Regions from separate parts of the Mus musculus genome. Here region 1 is linked to region 2. A link is a loop called in an ENCODE intact Hi-C map of the cell type or tissue named here. Cell type or tissue: heart. All regions are shown on one strand. Each heading gives the region's core, and the rest is flanking DNA. Links, peaks and the distances in the headings are about the cores only.

Evidence for each region. Hi-C counts contacts between places; a loop is a spot of excess contacts. Peaks named below come from ENCODE experiments on the same cell type or tissue, not always from the same donor. Only the 100,000 strongest peaks of a DNase experiment are listed, where the experiment ranks them.
Region 1: it touches region 2 in a loop (3-fold over the local background); 7 of 42 quality-filtered maps call a loop at or near these places.

What each region holds. Positions count from the first base shown.
Region 1 is chr15:25,800,759-25,808,201 of GRCm38, forward strand. It overlaps Myo10 (myosin X), which reads left to right. Exons shown (of 41, transcript NM_019472.2): 33 at 365-522; 34 at 2,505-2,628; 35 at 3,541-3,838; 36 at 4,753-4,960; 37 at 5,785-5,921; 38 at 6,299-6,419; 39 at 6,978-7,430. Among named protein-coding and RNA genes, the nearest start is that of Retreg1, 39 kb to the right of the region's middle. In heart, for the core only: CTCF peaks have their summits at 4,645 (motif pointing right) and 5,279 (motif pointing right); a DNase peak (open chromatin) is centred at 4,853.
Region 2 is chr15:25,980,850-25,988,292 of GRCm38, forward strand. Zfp622 (zinc finger protein 622) reads left to right here and starts at 3,517. Exons shown (of 6, transcript NM_144523.3): 1 at 3,517-4,334; 2 at 5,949-6,197; 3 at 6,312-6,474. The coding sequence starts at 3,701. In heart, for the core only: no CTCF peak of the experiment used is centred there; a DNase peak (open chromatin) is centred at 3,422; H3K4me3 peaks cover 2,974 bases; H3K27ac peaks cover 2,104 bases.

The DNA of each region.
Region 1 (7,443 bases), core at 1,681-6,680, 180 kb before region 2:
CGTCTGAGCGTACAGACCCTCCAGCATCGGTCTTCACTGAGGGGTAGGGCTGAGGAAGGGAAGAGGAGAGACCGGAGGTGGGAGGGATTTCAGGATGTGCTGCACTTTTTCTTTCCTGTGCCCATCCTAGATCAGGGCATTAGCTGCACCCGGTGTTCCTTAGAGAGATGGACCTCCTTGTTTTAGTATGTCCCCTCCTTTTGACTATAAACTTCACAGTGTTTTCTGTTTGTCACCGGATACCTAGTGCCCGATAAAGCATGAGTAGAGTTCTAGCATTTACTGACTTAAATCACAAGCCTTGTGACTTAAGCCTTGGCCCCAGAGGGTGTGGCTGACGTAAGTGTGCTGCGCTGCCTTGCAGGCTACTGGAATGTCACCGTGTATGGGCGCAAACACTGTTACCGACTCTACACGAAACTACTGAACGAGGCGACTAGGTGGTCCAGCGCCATCCAGAATGTGACTGACACCAAGGCTCCAATCGACACGCCCACCCAGCAGCTGATCCAAGATATTAAGGTGGGAAGAGAAGCCCAGGAGTTCCTTGTGGTCCCTTCCCTTGCTGTTACAGATGCCAGCCAGTGTTTCTCCTGCCTGGCTTCCACCAATGCCTGGTGATTTTTCAGTTCAGAGTCTAAGTGAGGTGTTTCGTGAAATCTTACATTACAGATGTTCCATCTCCATAGAGGTGTTAGAGTTTGGCACACTATGCATAGACAGAAGATTGTGTGTGAACTGGGTAGGGACTGCTTAAACCATCCCAGAGTCACCTCTGCCCCAGTTGGAGACCTCTCAGAAGTCATGGTGATTCCCTTCTCAATATTCTGTTCTTAGGTCCCAGAAGTAGATTTACAAAGAGCCCAGATTGGGCGCTGGGGATATAGCTCAGTGGTAGAGTGCTTGCTGTTATGGGCAAGGCCCTGGGTATGGTTCAGTCTCCACCACCTGAAAGGAAACAGAGAGCCCAGATTGTGCTAGAACACTTGGGATCCCTGACAGCTACCTCCAGATCGCCAGAAACAACAAATCTCATTGATTTCGTAAAATTTCAGTTCCCTGCTTGTAAGTTTAATTGTTCAGTCAATGTTTGTTGGTTGAAAGCACCGATGATTAGCCGCCAGCTGCCACAAACCTCCCTCATGGTGCTGTGGACCCCGGTGAAGCTGGAGACCCCTGGTGGTCTGATAGAGCCAAGGTTGGAATTTCCTACCCAAACCCAGGGGTTTCCAATGTGGTATGTTTTCTAGAAATTTGAGACCAAGCTACAGCAAATTCTTAATCCCCAGTACACAACCAAGCTTCCTGTGGAACCCAGGGCCCTAGATACAAATAATCTCATTTTTAGCAATAAAGATATTTTTCTAAGCTTCCTTTTGAGAGAGGAGGCAGGTTTTTTTTTCCATGTCAAGCCACACATTTTTATCAAAGCTGTGCCATCTATTTTTATTCTCTAATTGCAAATTCAGACATTCAGAGAATAAATAGTTTTTCCAAATATAAAAGACTGTGTCTTCAGAAATGAGACAAGTTACCCCAATTAACTAGAAGATTTAAACCATCGCTTTTCTGCCAGCCTCCAGCGAGTGTTGTTGGAAAGATTTCCTACTGGAAATGACATTTCCCTGGAAGAATGAATCAGTGCCTGTGCCCAACCCTGCTGTTTGTTTAGTGATGTGGCTGCCTCCGTGGCATCCCAGTAGCATGTGACGAGCGTCAACACAGGATAGGATTCTGTCCAAAGATCTTAAATTCTCGGCAGAGGGGCCTAAGGGGGACGTGTCCCTGTGGGTGTGAGGTGTGTCATTTCCAAGTTCAGAAGAGCCATGAGGCCGAGCATTGAAGAACAGTGCTCGCGCCCGTTGTAGAGAGCCAGTGTTCAGTCCCCAGACCCATGTCAGGGAGTTCCTAGCCACTTCTAGCTCTGGTTCCAAAGAATACTATGCTGCTCTCTCTTCTGGCCTCCACAGACACCACACATATACACAGAACTAAAAAGGAAGTCTTTAAAAGAAGTGTCAAAAAAATTAATAATTAAAGCCAGTCTATGGCGCTGCATGTCTATAATCCCAACAGTTGGCCGACTGAGCAGGACTGTCATGAGTTCTAAGGCTACCCTAGATCTGCCTAAGACTCAAAATATAAAGTCTATCAAAATGTATTTTAAAGTGAACTATACTTGGAGATCCCACGATTGATGGCAAATCATGAAGATTAATTTGTTCAGTAGACGTGTGAGTAGCTACAGGGATGGGGGGTTTTAATAACGTGAGGAGACTTGGAACACTTGAGACAGACACTGAACTGTGTCACATACTTCTGGGGTCCGTGCTTAAATCCAGGTTGGATTGATTCTCTTTGGCTGGAAATGGTCACCGCTGGATTTCCTGGACTTTGTGAAAGATGTTCTGTGTGTGGAGGCATGGTGGGATTCGCTCTCTAAGAGTAGGTGCTCGTCACAGTCCGCCTCCTTGCTTTCTTTCAATGGCTGCTTTGCTTTGTAGGAGAACTGCCTCAACTCTGACGTGGTGGAGCAGATTTACAAGCGGAACCCGATCCTTCGCTACACGCATCACCCGCTGCACTCCCCGCTCCTGCCTCTTCCCTATGGGGACATAAATCTCAACCGTGAGTTCAGAAAGCCCCCAGGATCCTCAGAGCCTCGTAACTTTGTTCTAACGTGGAAGCAGTGCTACCTCAGAGAGTCTCTAAGTCATTCCAGACAGGAAAGAGACGGTAAAACATGCTCAAGTACAGATGTAAGGCAGCGGTTTATCAACCTGAGTCACGACCCTGCTGGGGGTTCGCGTATTGGGTATCGTGCGTATCAGATACTTAACAATTCATAGCGGAAGCAAAGTTACAGTTAGGAAGTAGCCGTGAAGTAATTGTGTGGTTGGGGTCAGCACAGCAGGAGGAAGTGTATTAAAGAAGCAGCATTAGGGCTAGGAAGGTTGAGACATTAGAGAGTGCTTCTCCATGAATTCAGGGCAATCCTTAGAGTGAGTATACAGTGCCTGTTGGACTGTGGTAGGAAGGTGTGCCTATCCAGCCCTTCTGTCTTTAACTGTCAATACACCATCCAGTGAGTTGTCTATATGTTCATTCCTTCATTATGAAGTGGCTTCGTAGCATGGTGTCAGCAGCGGCAGCTTGCGGGAGGTACGCAGCACATCCGAGACGCGTGAGGCAAGGCTACGGTCTGTAGAGGATTCATTGCAGTTTTGCCTGACAGTATTCTCAAGTTCTAATGGATTGACAGGAGATGTAACCTGTCATTTTTAGTCAAGGTACATAGGTCCTAGACAGTATCACGTCTTAAGCAAGAGAGCTGTCCAACTATAGTTCAGGTTTTAATCAAGCAGGTTCTGTACTAAAACCTCAGCTGTCTTAACAGAGCAGTGCAGCTCGCTCGCCTCTGCGCGGACATTCCTTAGAAGTGGCTGCTTGTCCCCACCCCCATCCCTTCCTTTAGTCTCCTGCGCCTGTCATAACTTCTTCCAGCCCCTCCAGTGATTTCGGTTGGCTTTCTTTCCCTAGTGCTGAAAGACAAAGGCTACACGACCCTTCAGGACGAAGCCATCAAGATATTCAATTCTCTCCAACAACTGGAGTCCATGTCCGACCCCATCCCTATCATCCAGGGCATCCTGCAGACCGGGCACGACCTGCGGCCTCTGCGGGATGAACTGTATTGTCAGCTCATCAAACAGACCAACAAGGTGCCCCATCCCGGCAGCGTGGGCAACCTTTACAGCTGGCAGATCCTGACCTGCCTCAGCTGCACCTTCCTGCCGAGCCGCGGGATCCTCAAATACCTCAAGTTCCACCTGAAAAGGTAGAGCACTAGGCCAGGGGGCACTTTTGAAAGAAGCTGGGCAGAGCTTACAGAGGTATAATCCACCATTGCGACATCAAACGCTGCGACAGGGCTCTCCAGCCCGACCCACAGGGCCCCTCAAGCAAGTGTGTATGACTTAGATGTCCTCTTGCCCTTTAAGCCGAATGAAGAATCAAGCCACTAATGTATTCATGCTGGGTACATTTAATTACTCTCTCTATAGAAAACCCCAACTTTGATTGTGTGTGTGTGTGTGTGTGTGTGTGTGTGTGTGTGAACTGACTTAGTTCTTATCAGATTTTATTCTGAGGTTGACAGCGTGAGGTTATGGAATACTTTTAGGTAAAAAAATGGCTACGTAGGTGAATCTCTGAGTAGTCTGTCTAATCTCATTGTTCTGTGTGTGGCAAAGGCAGCTAACAAGTCTCATTTTGCTCAACTGTGGCAAACAACATTTAAAGCTGGACACGGTGTCTTGTTTTGGTAATCTCCTCACTGAGGCAGGAGGAACGAGAGTTCAAGGCCAGCCTAGATAGAGTACATCGTGAACCCCTACATTAACAAAGAAAGGCCAGGTGTAGGCATGGCGTGCACACATTTAATCCCAGCAGGAGGCAGATGCAGGCAGATCTTTTTGAATTCAAGGCCATGGCCCAAGGCATTATAATTTTGGTTATTAGCGGTGCCACATAAAAAAAAAAAAAAACTGGCAGCGGACTACCCGCAACGTAGGTTCTTTACTTTTTCCATGTCTGAACTAAAGCTGGACCTAACCAGAAAGACACTGCCATTCACTCCTGTCACCACAAGGGGGCAGCCTCCCAGCCTCTGCTGCTGAACCCTCCCCACATCCCAGCTCCCTCTGGCCAGCCTGTGTCTATCTCCAGTTCACAGTCACCTTTGTCTCCCAGGATACGGGAACAGTTCCCAGGAACCGAGATGGAGAAGTACGCCCTCTTTATCTACGAATCCCTTAAGAAAACCAAATGCAGAGAGTTTGTGCCTTCCCGAGATGAAATCGAAGCTCTGATCCACCGGCAGGAAATGACGTCCACAGTGTATTGCCATGGCGGAGGCTCCTGCAAGATCACCATCAACTCCCACACCACAGCCGGGGAGGTAGGGAATGCCGACAGTCAATCGCCTTGTGCTTGTTGCACACTGGCCCATACGCCTGTGGTACCTGAATGTGTGTTTATGCTCAGTGTATCCGCTCAACAAGCAAGGAAGTCAGTACAGCCAGCAGCCAAGCGCACGCACACACACACACACACACACACACAGTAGAGGTAAAAGTTGAGTTACGTGCAAATGCAAAGCTCCACCTAAGCCAGTGTCCCTCAGACGTAATCTCCCCCATCTTGAACGTGTCTAGATCTGCAATGGGGAAACCCTGTGAGAAGGGTGTGTCGAGTCTCTTCGGCCACCAGGTGTCTCTCTGTGCCTGCCATGAGAATGTGGAGAATACCACATCAGAAGAGCACATTTTCCCCTGACCTCTTAAATCAAGCCCAACAAAAGCTTGGAATGATGGTGGCGTTGCTAATTAAGCCTTAGGAGCCTTTTGAAGTGACTCATCATTAGAAATCGCCACTGTTTCTCAAGGCTTATCAATATATCGGATAAAAGATGGGACTTAGGGGTTTCATTTATTTTTCCAACTACTGAGGCTTTGCAAAAAAAGAAAACCGTAAGTTAGTGGTCCTCCTCTCCCCTGCCCCTCCCCCCACGCCCCGGGGAGGGGAGGGAAGAAGAAAGTCAAAGCTGAATTTATCAAGACAGTAAGAGCAAGCCAGTACATGCTCAGGCTCCGGGGCAGCAGTCTCAGAGGGCTGTGTGGACCCTGCCACACCAGCCTCTCCCTCCGACAGATGACGTCGTATGCATGTAAAGCGCATGGCGGCAGCAGCGTCTGAGCTGAGAGCCCCTGATGTGTCTTCCAGGTGGTGGAGAAGCTGATCCGAGGGCTCGCCATGGAGGACAGCAGGAACATGTTTGCCTTGTTTGAGTACAACGGACAGGTGGACAAGGCCATCGAAAGCCGGACCATCGTAGCTGACGTCCTGGCAAAGTTTGAAAAGTAAGTTCCTCCCCTTCAAAACGCCTGGAGAACACGTGTGTTTGCGTTAGTTTATATTTTACCCTTGTTAATCTATTTACCTTTTCCTCTCTGCCACCTGTTGGCCCTCTTTGCTTGAAAGCTTTCTCTTTATTATCTACCCTAAAGTGGAACCTGGCTGGAACAATGCACTTTCCCTCTGGTTAAACTACCCAGGAGATCTGACAAGGACTGCCTTGCTATTTTGTTTGTGTGACGACCCCTTGTGTCACCTCTTTGTCCCATCATATGGTAGGACAGCTTCATCTTCAGAGTACGCTGTGTGAAATCAGCCCTCTGTGGGTTACCATGGCCCATTTCTGGTTTTGCTCTGAGACTTTTGTGGCTTCTGCCTGTAGGCTAGCTGCCACGTCAGAAGCCGGGGACGCGCCATGGAAATTCTACTTCAAACTTTATTGCTTCCTGGACACCGACAGCATGCCAAAAGACAGCGTGGAGTTTGCGTTTATGTTTGAACAGGTAAAAGGAACTCCAAGAGACAGATTCTTTTCCTTTGTCAGAGACAAGAGAGAGAAGCCCATTACTGCAGCAAATAAATAAACTGCTAAAGTCTGTAGGATTAGGTGCGGTAGCAGACTTACCAGCAAGGAAAAGCTAACCACTCACTGTGGAATGAGCACTCGGTTTGAACACCACTGCCAAGACACTTGATGTGCCAGAGTCAGGGGATACTCAGGCAGGGCACCTCCACTCTCTCAGAGGAGAAGGGGAGGGGGAGTAGAGGGGGGACTGGGAGGGGGACAGCAATCAGGATGTAAAGTGAATTTAAAAAAAGTATCACTGCCAAGAGACCATAGGAGTAAAAGCCACTCCAGGGTTGGATGACACCCATGAAGGGGAGGAATTTGGCTTGGAAGCGGCAGGCCGTGCTTTGCTAGGAGAAATCCAAGTGGAAACGTGGGGGTAGGTGGGTGCTTTGCGGGGGAGGAATTTAAGCTTAAAAGGGAGGCTGGGATACAGTCTGCATGGCATGAGTAGAGGTTTCCTGACATATTTGCTGTCTGTCACCTCCTTTAGGCCCACGAAGCCGTCATCCATGGCCACCACCCAGCCCCTGAGGAAAGCCTCCAAGTGCTGGCTGCCCTGAGACTGCAGTATCTGCAGGGCGACTATACCCCGCACACCTCCATCCCACCCCTCGAGGAGGTTTACTCTGTGCAGAGACTCAGAGCTCGCATTAGTCAGTCGACCAAAACCTTCACCCCGTACGAGCGCCTCGAGAAGAGACGGACCAGCTTCCTGGAGGGCACGCTGCGGCGGAGCTTCCGGACCGGGTCGGTGGTTCGGCAGAAGGCGGAGGAGGAGCAGATGCTGGACATGTGGATCAAGGAGGAAGTCTGCTCGGCTCGCACCAGCATCATTGACAAGTGGAAGAAACTGCAGGGGATGAACCAGGAACAAGCCATGGCCAAGTATATGGCCCTGATCAAGGAGTGGCCTGGTTATGGATCAACACTCTTTGATGTGGAGGTGAGAACCGGTT
Region 2 (7,443 bases), core at 1,273-6,272:
TTTTATTGAGTATTTTTGCATTGGTATTCATAAGGGAAATTGGTCTGAAGTTCTCTTTGTTGGGTCTTTATGTGGTTTAGGTATCAGAGTGAATTGGGTAGAATACCTTCTGTTTCTATTTTGTGGAATAGTTTGAGGAGAATTGAAATTAGGTCTTCTTTGAAGGTCTGATAGAACTCTGCACTAAACCCATCTGGTCCTGGGCTTTTTTTGGTTGGAAGACTATTAATGACTGCTTCTATTTCTTTAGGGGAGATGGGACTGTTAAGATCGTTAATCTGATCCTGATTTAACTTTGGTACCTGGTATCTGTCTAGGAAATTGTCCATTTCATCCAGGTTTTCCAGTTTTGTTGAGTATAGCCTTTTGTAGTAGGAAGGATCTGATGAGGCTTTGGTCAACTCTTGTAGTGACCCATCTAATACTAGTTTCTTGACAAAAACATGAATCCACTCATTAAGGTAAAGCTCCTATGACTTAATTACCTCTTAAGTGTTCCATTGCCTTCCAACACTGTTACACTGGGGAACAAAATTCTGGCCCTAGAACCTTTAAGGGATATACCATATCTAAATAATAGCAAGCATAATTAACAAGTGGTAAATAGACTAAGGCTACACCCCTAGCAGAGGACAAACTAGACTGACCACAGTCTGTTCTCTCGAGTTCACTACAGAATCAATGGAGGGAGCAGTGGTGCTCTGAAGAGGAAAAGTAAAGGGTACTGAGAAGCCGAAGATGCTAAATAGGATTGTGAAAATAAACAAGAGCAAGCAGAGAGGAAATCAAGGATAGCAACAAATGCAAAATCAAATAGGAAAAAAAAATCTAGAAATGCTTTTCTTTATATAGCTAATTTCTGCTTTTCATGGAGACTTGAAAATACATATATTTTGCTCACTTCAGCTGGTGAGGAATACTAGATATATTTCTCAAAATGAGATGTTTAGAAAGTTATTCCAAAATTTCTATATAATCTCGAAATAAAAACTTTCTGCAACAAAGAAAAAAAATGAGATTTTACCTTTGCACTACAAAATCGCAGTTTTAAGAAACACTGAATAGACTCTGCCCTGGTATTATTCTAGTGTTGGGTATGGGGCCATGAAAGGGAAGCCTGTTTTCACGGAACTTATACTCAAGATGACTAACATGATGTATGACTAGGCCTTCTGATTTGTGCATAATTATAAGGTTTCCCTGGATGCAGGACTTCCATTGCTAAGCCTGGGAGAAAATAACAAACACTAGTAGTAGCTGCTCTCTCAAAGCAATCCATAAAGTCCACCTGGCCCCACTCCGCTGTTCTTCATGGACTTCTGACCAGGCCTTTCACATTAGATGAGCTGAGAATACTGTAAAAGTACTTAGTCAGGGAGCCGGGTGTGGTGGCGAACGCCTTTAATCCCAGCACTTGGGAGGCAGAGGCAGGTGGATTTCGGAGTTCGAGGCCAGCCTGGTCTACAAAGTGAGCTCCAGGACAGCCAGGGCTATACAGAGAAACCCTGTCTCAAAAAACCAAAATAAATAAATAAATAAATAAAGTACTTAGTCAACACCAGAACTGCACAGGCAAAAGGGAAGCTAACTGCCACCCTATGAAGACAAATATTACTATGGGGAGATTCAATTGACAAGGAAAGAACATCTCTTACTATTAGCCAAGCGAGTCTTCTCTGATGAGACTCCTCCAGCCATGGTAAAATACTAACCCTTCAGGTTACTTCAGCCTTCGCCACAGGTTCACCATGAACTCATGTGAGAGTACATAAGAACCACCTAACTCGGGCACGCTTGCCTTGCAGAAACTGAATGTTTTGATGCTAAATACTAGTGATTCAATATAGCACAACAGATAACAGTGATAAAAAGCAATACCTAGTAAGGACTTAAGAAATGGGGTGTTGCAGCAGTATGTAGCAGAGGATTGCATTGTTTGGCCTCAGTGCCAGAGCATGTGCCTAATCCTCTAGAGACTTGATACCCCAGGGAGGGGCTTTGCAGGAGGGGGGTCACCCTCTCTGAGGTGAAGGGGAGGGAGTATAGGGGAAAGAACTCTGTGAAGGGGACTAGGAGAGGGCAACATTTGGGATATAATTATAATAATAACAAAAACAACAACAACACAAAAAAAATACTGGCATTATTTTTGACAAAAGGCTCTAGAACCCCCCCCCCCCCAAAGGCATTTGGGCAAAGGTTTACAAAAGGGAGCAAGCTGGCAGAAAGATATTCAGGCAGAATAGCATAGCAACGGATTTCTAACACAATACCAAAAATATACTTGCTTAACCTGTTAGAACAATTGACATTGAATCAGGGTGAGTTAAAGGCAGGGATAGAACAGAGGATTTGCCAGGCAGTGGTGGCATACGCCTTTAATCCAAGCACTTGGGAGGCAGAGGCAGGTGGATTTCTGAAGGTCGAGGCCAGCCTGGTCTACAGAGTGAGTTCCAGGACAGCCAGGGCTACACAGAGAAACCCTGTCTCAAGAAAAAAAAAATCGAACTGATATGAATTGCTGCTGTTATACACACAGGGTCTCCAAGGTTTAGTACCCACGATGGAGCGTAAAATCACAGATAGATCCTTTTAAAGTTTTAGATGCTGAAAGAGTATTTCGATCATTAAAAGCAACTTCACCTAGTTTGACTTTTTTGTTTGTTTGTTTTTATTAGGTATTTATTTCATTTACATTTCCAATGCTATCCCAAAAGTCCCCCACACGGTCCCCCACCCACTCCCCTACCCATCCACTCCCACTTTTTGGTCCTGGCGTTCCCCTGTACTGGGGCATATAAAGTTTGCAAGTCCAATGGGCCTCTCTTTCCACTGATGGCCAACTAGGCCATCTTCTGATACATATGCAGCTAGAGACACGAGCTCTGGGGGTAATGGTTAGTTCATATTGTTGTTCCACCTATAAGGTTACTTTCTCTAGCTCCTCCACTGGGGGCCCTGTGATCCATCCAATAGCTGACTGTGAGCATCCACTTCTGTGTTTGTTAGGCCCGGGCATAGTCTCTACTTTGACTTTTTATATGGCTACTTGGATTTAAAAATCTCACATGTGGCTCGGATTATATTTTGTGGGACAGTGGCTAGGCTGTACTTTCGGCTCCCAGCAGGGAATCTTTTCTGTTCAAGAGCTCTGACCGCCCCCTTCGCTGCAAAGAGCTTGGGTCGGTTTGGCCTCCGGAAGTTCCACGCTGTCGCCACGTTTGATCCCCCTTTCCAGAGGCGCGAGAGACAGTCTTGACGGGATCCATCTCTCAAGAGCAGTCCCAGAACCATCCCAGGCACCCACGCCCTTCTTTCCCTCACAAGCCCATCCCTCTGACCTCGTCACGGCAAGCGACACAACCGCTAAGCCCTCAGGAGGCAGCGGCATCCTCCAGGCACACGCCCACCTTTGATTGACAGGGCGGATCCAGGCGCGAAGAGAGCGACATGAAACTTCGTCATTTCCGGGGACCCAGGCGGGCCTTCTTAAGCCAGCTGCCAAGAGTTTCCTGTGCGAGTCGGAAGTTCCCTCACTTAGAACTCGGAAGTTCCCTCACTTAGAGCCCGGAAGCTGGTGTCTGGTGTGTCTTTTCCTGGCTGTGGGCGAAGGAGGTTCTCTGCGTTTGTGGGACTAGAAGGCGGCCGGTCAGGCTTAGAAGGTTCTCGGCTGGGTCGTCTCTGTCTTCCGGGCCCGGGGATGGCGGCTCTCACGTGCATCACCTGCCGGGTGGCGTTCCGCGACGCGGAGCTGCAGCGGGCGCACTACAAGACGGACTGGCACCGCTACAACCTGCGGCGCAAGGTGGCCGCCATGGCCCCGGTGACGGCCGAGGGCTTCCAGGAGCGGGTGCGGGCGCAGCGCGCGGTGGCCGAGGCGGCGGAGGCGAGCAAGGGCGCGGCCACCTACTGCACGGCGTGCGGCAAGAAGTTCGCCACCTTCAACGCCTACGAGAACCACCTCGGCTCCCGGCGGCACGCCGAGCTGGAGCGGAAGGCGGTGCGGGCCGCGAGCCGGCGCGTGGAGCTGCTGAACGCCAAGAACCTGGAGAAGGGGCTGGGCGCGGACGGCGTCGACAAGGACGCCGTGAACGCCGCCATCCAGCAGGCCATCAAGGCCCAGCCCTCCACGTCCCCCAAGAAAGCGCCCTTCGTGCCCACGGACGAGTGCGGGAGGGCGGCGGCGGGCGCACGGGGCGTCCCGGAGCGAGACCCGACGGAGAAGCCGCCCCGGCTCCAGTGGTTCGAACAGCAGGCGAAGAAGCTGGCGAAGCAGCAGTGGGAGGACGGAGAGGAGGAGGGAGAGGAAGAGGAGGAAGACGACGAAGACGAAGGTAGGTAAGGGTCCTGTCGGGGTTGGGGCGAGCGGGAGGCTCCGGGAGACATCGCGATGGAGACGAAGGGCTGGGTCCACGTTCAGCGATGTCGCCCTCCCCTGAGGCCCCCAGCCCGAGCCTTCTTCAGTGTTTACCTTTGCGACATCCATTCCCAGGCTGGACCCTGACTTTCTTCTTATCCTTTTACCGCAGCCTTTGAGGGAGTGGGGTTCCAGGCCCAGGGCATCCCGCCTGGATTTAAAGATGTTTCCTGGTTTATGACTTTTAACTAGTTAAGCAGATGGATTGTAGGCCTCCATACTTTTTTGGTGTTTTTTTGGTTTTTCGAGACAGGGTTTCTCTGTGTAGCCCTGGCTGTCCTGGAACTCACTCTGTAGACCAGGCTGGCCTTAAACTTTAGAAATCCCCCTGCCTCTGCCTCCCAAGTGCTGGGGTTAAAGGCGAGTGCCACCACTGCCGGGCTGTAGACCTCCATTCTTATGCTTGCTCCCGGACGCACCAAACTTCGTGTGGACCCGAAAGGGAACAGTATTTGGGGATTTCTATAGGACATTTTAGAGTGAGGGCAGAAGTGGTTTAAATGCCTCACTGCTCTTCATTTCCACAGGGCACTTTGTCTGTCTGCGTCTCTGTGGTGGATCCAGGACCTAGGGCATTGATTAAAAACAGAATAAAAGAGTAGAGGCGCATTCTTAACGGGCAAAACATTCTTTTAGTTTGGATCAGGAAGGGTTACACTGGTGCACAGAAAGCTATGCTGTTGGCACGCTGCTGTAGAATGTGTGGTTAGAATGGCTTAGGATTTTACATTTCACTTAGTTGACTAAAACTGAGTGAGGGTTTCGTGTTGCCTGCAAGCCTGACTTGTGGGGCTCCAGCCAGCCCCAAGGTTCCTTACTTTGTGAGTTCTTTATTCACCCCCACGGCACTGTTGATACTGACAGTGTTTGTGTTCATGTCTTGGTCGGTTTATACTTCTGTAACCAAGCATCTTAAGCCTGGTAATTTATAAACAACATGAACTTATTTTGCCACAGTCATGGAAGATGAAGTAAAAAATGAAGCTACTGGCACCCTGACTGTTTAGTGAGGGCTTGCTCTGTGGAGGGGTATTTTTCTAAGCCTTACTTAATGATGGAAAAGGCAGATCTAGGGTGTGTACTCATGGAGGGGGAGCAAAACACAAAAAAGGAGACTTGCCAGTTCATTTAAGTCCTTTTCTTAGGACATCAACTCACTCATGAGGTTCCTAGAGGTCCCATGTGTTACATTGGTGACTAAGTTGAACTTGCATGGACACATATAAACAGAAGCATTCATATAGCAGCCCTGCACACACCAAAATATACACTAAAGTATTCCTGTGAAGTGCAAATGGTAGACAGCTACTGAACCAGATAGGAATCCAATTAACTTGGTGTCCAGTACTGGGCTAGGTGCAGTAATGCATAGGAAAGAGGTTAGCAACTATTTTATAGAGCTTCCTGCTGGAAAAGAAAGATTAAAGAGGTTTTTATCATTTAAACTTGTCTGGGGGTATTTGATCTCTGATTGTGCTTGCTTTATCACACCTTTAAAAGTAAATTTATTTTTCAAAACTTTGGCTTAAAGATTGGGAAGATATTGATTCCGATGATGGATTGGAATGTGAGGACCCTGGAGTGGAGGATCAGGATGCAGAAGATGCAGCGGCTGAGGAGAGCCCACCCCTAGGTGCCATCCCAATAACAGACTGCTTGTTTTGCTCCCATCATTCAAGCTCCCTCGTGAAGAATGTGGCTCATATGACTAAAGTCCACAGCTTTTTTATTCCTGATATAGAGTATCTTTCAGATTTGAAAGGACTAATTAAATATTTGGGTAAGTACAATGATTTTGCTTTTGATGAAGAAATATTTTTCAATTTGTGAGAGTAAGTAGTGAGATTTAACCTGACTTCTAAAGATTGATTTCATATTATTTCCACATGACCAGGAGAGAAAGTTGGTGTTGGCAAAATTTGCTTGTGGTGCAATGAGAAAGGGAAGTCCTTCTATTCCACAGAAGCTGTACAGGCACACATGAATGACAAAAGCCACTGTAAGCTCTTCACAGATGGTGACGCTGCCTTGGAATTTGCAGACTTCTATGATTTTAGGTAAGATGAGTTTGTGAGGTGACTTGAGGTTATAGTTATACACTAGTGGATAATAAACGATATTTGCCCCCGTCTTCTGAAATTGGGTTGGGCTCGCCGTGCAGTGAGTTGAGATAGCACCTCAGCTTTGCCAGTAAATTCCTCACCCGCATTACATGTTCCTAAGCTACAAGCTCACTTGAACACATTAGAAAAGTGAGGACCTCTGGCCCAGAGTGAGTGGGAATGATTTACTTTTGCTCTTTGTGATTCAATAGTCAGAACTTTAATTTTGCTAATTACTTTATGAATAGAAATTCAAAAGTTAGGTTTCACATTCTGGGCTCCCTGAGAGACTTTGAATCACAGATGATCTACTAAAGAAATTGAACTGCTTGGTAGTCTATACCAAGTCTTTGGCATTTGGTAGTGAGGTTATTTCATAGATAATTCAGCTCGAATAGGAATCTTGAGCAGTTCATACATATGCAACAAGTAGGTTAGGTGTTCATGAAGAAGTAGTTTCTTTTGTCAGAATGTATGTGAAACAGCACAGGAATGTACAAGCACGCATAAGTACCATGCCAAACAGCCACAACCCACGTGATCTAGGTGGTCAGAAAATTTCGTCTTTTAGAACTTGTGTTGCCTTCTCTTCCTGATTTTGTAGTTTGCAATTGAGGGTGGCGGTCGAATTGCATAATTAGGAGGTTAGAGGCATACAGTATAGGAGACAGATTTGAATCTCCGCCGGAGACAGAAAGCATCGTCCCCAAGCAAGAGATATTTATCCCTTTCTAGTTCCCTGCCAGACAGCAGTGTATTTGACCTTCAGACCGAGTGTCAAATTGGGATTAGGCTAAGCAAACAGCAGAGAGAAGTCAAGAGACTATAACCTTAGTAACTGGCTTGAAATACTGAAGTATAGACTTTCTGATTTCTTTATCTACATCTGCTTCTTATATATTTAAGTTCCTACTCTGTCTTGTA